Regions from separate parts of the Homo sapiens genome. Here region 2 is linked to region 1. Evidence: read pairs that join two places in POLR2A ChIA-PET (ENCODE). Cell type or tissue: MCF 10A. All regions are shown on one strand. Region 1 has its middle 8.5 kb from the start of RAET1L. Region 2 overlaps LOC105378054 (a long non-coding RNA gene).

Region 1 (2,500 bases):
TTAATGTTATTTCATTTTTCCTCCATGATATGGAGTAATAAATGAGTGATTCTGCCAGACTTTGTGTGGAAAAAGAGAATCTACAAAACATGGCTGAAAAAAATCAGAGACAAAACAAATACATGGAAAAATATTTCATGCTCATGGGTTGGAGAATCAATATAGCTAAAATGGCCATACTTCCAAAAGCAATTTATAGATGCAACACTATCTCTATCAATACCAATGTCATTTTCCACAAAATTAGACAAATCTAATCTAAAAGTTCTTTGGAGTTAAAAAAGAGCCCAAATAGCCAAAACAATCATAAGCAAAAAGAACAAAGCCAGAGACACCACATAGCCTGACTTCAAACTATAATATAAGGCTACAGTGATCAAAACAGAATGGTACTGGTACCAAAATAGACACTTAGATCAGTGGAACAGAATAGACAGCTCAGAAAGAAACCTTCACACCTTTTAACTTTCAACAAAATCAACAAAAAAAGCAATGAGGAAAGAGTCCTAATTCAATAAATGGTGCTGGGATAACTGGCTAGCCATGTGTAGGAGAACGAAACTGAACCTCTACCTTTCACCATATATGTAAAATAACTCGACATGAATTAAAGATTTAAATGTAAGTCCTAAAACTATAAAAATCCTGGAAGATAACCTAGGAAATGCCACTTTGGACATACAGCCTGACAAAGATATCATGATGAAGACACCAAAAGCATTTGCAACCAAAAACAAAAATTGACAAATGTGACCTCATTAAACTAAAGCGCTTCTCCACAGTAAAAGAAATTAGCAACACAGTAAACAGCCTATAGAATGGGAGAAATATCTGCAATCTATGCATCTGGCAAAGCTCTAATATCCAGAATCTACACGGAACTTAAACAACTCAACAAGCAGGAACAAAATTCCAATTAAAAAATAAGCAAAGAATGTGAACAGACACTTTGCAAAAGAAGACCTGCAAGTGGCCAACGAACATGAAAAAATGCTCTTTGGGAAGCCGCGGTGGGCAGATCATGAAGTCAGGAGTTTGAGACCAGCCTGACCAACATGGTGAAACTCCGTCTCTACTAAAAATACAAAAATTAGCCAGATGTGGTGGTGCATACCTGTAACCTGTAATGGTGCATAGTCTGATGTTGGAACTATGAAATACCTTGGACTGGTACTTTCCAGTCTTTTCCAGCAGATGGCACTGTTCATCTTTCAAATATTTCAATAAGCCCAGAGGGTTTGCCAACAGCGAGTTTGTGCCCTGAGCTCCTTGGCACACAACCTGGGATCCACAGCCAAGGGCTAGAGAAGACAAAAGAGACATTGACATCATGGTGGAAGAGGAATCCATAAAGAGTTCATTTCTGAGGACTGGGGCAGTTCCTCCCACCCTGCAGATCAAGATGCCCTGAGGGCAAAGAGCAGAGGGGTACTCTGGTGGCCCAGCAGTTCTGCCCTGGGGGAGGATTCTCTTCTGCTGCAGTGAAAACCAACAGGACGCTGCTTCATCCCAAGGGGACCAGGAAGATAGATCAGAGTGAGGAGCTGTCTGAGTGTTTCAGATCACACAGTGACTGCCTGCTTGATGGCTTCAGAACTCCTTCATGAGCTGGGAGACAGCCCCCAAGGTGAAAGGTGTGTGGGCAGGATGGGCTCGACATGACAACTCTCAAGATGACACGCAGTTTCTCCCATGTGTTTCTGTGTGTCTTTTTGTGTGCCCGTGTATGTGCATGGCTGTGTCTGTATTTCTGCATGCATTTGTGTATGTGTGTCTCTGTGAATGTGTGTGCCTGTGTGGTGTGAGTGTGTGTGAGAGATTGTGCCTGCATGTCTCTGTGTGTGTGCATGTGTGTGTGTGTGTGAGATAACATGCATGTATGAATGTTGAATTGATTTTCTGGTTGACTTGCTGTGGAGGGAGTCAGGGACTCCAGGGGGCTTCCTGCCCACCCCTCGTTCCCTGTAGCCAGTAGCACAAATGGCGTAATAAAAGGTAGTTTAATTTCATTTCATGCAAATGTAAAACTTTTGTGCTTCCAAAAGAACTCCAATTAGAAGATTAAAAAAAAACTTCCAGAACGAGAGAAAATCATTGAAAATCATATATCTGGTAATGGACTGTTATTCTGAATATATAAAGAACTCTTCCAACTCAATATTACAAAGGGAAATAACCCAATTTAAATATATGCAAGGAATTTGAATAGACATTTCTCCAAAGTGAGACAGGTATACTACACGGTGGTCTCAAAAGAATAGAAAATTTTGGGCAGCAGTTTCAGGTGACTAGCAAAAGAAATCTGTTGAAATATCTGCAGTGGCTCTGGGCTGATAAGTTGCTGAGAAACAGCATGTGGACCAAGCTGACTAAGAATGAGTGGATCCAACATGGCCCTGGATTTGACCTAGGTTTCACCTGGGACCTCATTACATGCTGATAAACACACTAAACACACACTAGCCAGCTCCCTAGCAGTTCTGAGAATACCCATATTTGG
Region 2 (2,500 bases), 260 kb before region 1:
GCACAGCCTTTGTCCAAACACTTTTCCAAGAATAAAAAGACTTCATTAATGCAATGCACTCCCTCACACCCCCCAGACGCCAGCTAGCCTCTTGATGATTTCACCGGCCAGTTTCTTTGTTGTCTGGAGAAGGTTGTGGGCTCTTCTGTCTATCTTCCAGATAGTGGAGGCCAGATGGGCAATAGACTAAGAATAGGGGCTAGCACTGCAGCAGTTTTGTTAAGCTAGCTATACAAAATAGAACTTTCTGGCTGGACACAGTGGCTCACGCCTATAATCCCAGCACTTTGGGAGGCCAAGGCGGGAGAATTGCTTGAGCTCAGGAGTTTGAGACCAGCCTGAGCAATAAAGCGAGGCCTCCATCTTTACAAAAAAAGAAAAAGAAAAAAAATTAGCTGGGCATGGTGGTGCATACTTGTGATCCCAGCTACTAAGGAGGCTGAGGCAGGAGGATCACTTGAGCCCAGGAGTTTGGGTTGTAGTGAGCCATGATTGCACCACTGCACTCCAGCCTGTGAAACAGGGTGAGACCTTGTCTCAAAAGAATAAAAAATAAAAATTTGTTGATGGAGTAATGAATATTGCAGTGGAAAGCAATGATATTGTCCAAGGTTGAGTCTCTGCAAGAGAATAGATCTGTATCTGCAAGATGAGGGCCTCGATCACATGTATGTAGATGTGGACAGACAGGCTGACTCATGCTCAGGTTGTTTTTAAACGCCTGTGGCTTTAGGGGGAAAAAGACAAAAAGAAGGAAAAGTGCCCAGATTTGACAGTGTGTGGTACAAGTTTAGGTGAGTTTTTTCTTTCTTCCTACAGGATAGATTTTCCAATATTCCTATAGGATAGATTTTTCCAGTCTCCTATGGCAAGCGTTTGTTACCATCATAATCAGAAAGAAGATGACACAGTGTCCCAACACTGGATTTACTATAGTCTACACCATGCAAATGAATTAACTCAGTGTCAGATGCCTCATCAAAGGTGGGGGAGAACAGGCATGGTTGAGTCATTCCCACAAATCAAGCAGTTGGAATCCATGAAGAAACTGTCTTCCACAGCATCAGAGCACCTTCCGCCAGGAACGTGCCTGAACCCGCCTGGCCCTGGAGGTAAAGTTTAGAAGCAGAGACTGGTTAGGAACCAACCAGCCACACTGAGACACCAGCTAAACGCCGGTTTCCATAAACCTCTTTAGGAGCTTAGGAACTTCAATTTTATTGACCATCAACCATCCAGTCTTAGATAAAGGGTCAGGGAGCAACATTTGAAGAGGAAGAAAGGGAGATGAATGGGCTCCCTCTGGCCCATTCGATTCTGTGCCTCTGACCCAGAAAACTGGTCATTGTCAGCTCTTCTCTTGGGGCTTGCCCCAGCCTGGATTAGCAAATCATTTCTGCAAACTGTGAATGCCTTGAGTACAGATTTGCTGGGATGTGGGGTTTGGGGAGGAAGGTAGAGTAGAGGATGTGTGCTCAGACCTTTCTGGGTAAATATATTAAATCATGTCTGTTTAAAATAGAAAGCTAGTGAGAATGTTCCCTCTTGCCAGCTTCCAGCATTGATCTTTCAGGGCATACACTGAACAAGGAATATCTAGGTCTTCTTCAGGGCAGCCAGTATTTTTACCAGGGCAGCCCTGATGACGTCACTGGGAAAGTTCCTTTTTCTATTTTCTTTTAGTCCCTTTATCTACAGGCACAGCTGCTTAATGAAACCAGAAGGCCTGGGATGGCACCAGAGCTTACTGACCACTGACCAAAGAGCAGAGGAAGATAAGATGCCACAAAACCAGCACAAACCGGAATAGATGACCCTTAGTTGCCTTCAGATCATTAACATATCATTATAATGCTAAAATTTCCTCCCCCAAAGGAAAATCTCCACCATTTTGTGTACAGGTGATATATGAACATATATATTTATGAATTAGGCATATCTGGAGTCCCGCCCTGCACATGCAAACACGCTTCTCTCGCCCTGCACCTGGTCCTTAAAACCCCACACCTTCTATTGTTTGGGAAGAAGCTACCTTTCGAGTGAGAGCCACCTTCTCCATTCCTTGGCTAGTGAATAAAGCCTGATTGCTTTTTCCAGCTGGATGTTCTTTTTTTGTGACTGACACAAAGTGGTGAAAAAACCCAGTTTATCAGTGACAATATGGCAGCTCTTTATCTATCCCAACCTTCTGCTAAGGGCTTTCTTATATTGCAAACTGAATATCCCAGACTCTCCTGCAACTGAGGTTTCCTTGTGATTGTGAATGGCCACCCAAAGGCCCTCATGCAGCCTTGAATTAGGAACTCATTTAAGTAGAAAGGGAGGCAGGGCTCACAGGAAGCTTTGTAGCCAACAGGTTTGGTGTTAGCTTTTGATCCCTGGATCACAGCTGGGTCAGCGTGTTCCTGGAACTAGCATTTGCAATGGCTTATTCCTGGTCCTTGGAGTGTGGCTAAGGAGTAGGACCCTGGAGCCCTGTAATGGTGCAGTGGCTTGCTGA

Evidence for each region. Peaks named below come from ENCODE experiments on the same cell type or tissue, not always from the same donor. Only the 100,000 strongest peaks of a DNase experiment are listed, where the experiment ranks them.
Region 2: POLR2A ChIA-PET joins it to region 1 with 5 read pairs; 3 of 35 experiments call an interaction of 5 or more read pairs at or near these places.

The regions. Positions count from the first base shown.
Region 1 is chr6:150,015,793-150,018,292 of GRCh38, reverse strand. No RefSeq gene overlaps it. Among named protein-coding and RNA genes, the nearest start is that of RAET1L, 8.5 kb to the left of the region's middle. RefSeq lists an enhancer at 1,108-1,347. In MCF 10A, a CTCF peak has its summit at 1,200 (motif pointing right); a DNase peak (open chromatin) is centred at 1,212.
Region 2 is chr6:150,271,329-150,273,828 of GRCh38, reverse strand. All of the region lies in intron 1 of LOC105378054 (a long non-coding RNA gene), which reads right to left. Among named protein-coding and RNA genes, the nearest start is that of IYD, 96 kb to the left of the region's middle. RefSeq lists an enhancer at 1-239 and a cis regulatory region at 1,438-2,470. In MCF 10A, no CTCF peak of the experiment used is centred here; DNase peaks (open chromatin) are centred at 698 and 1,048.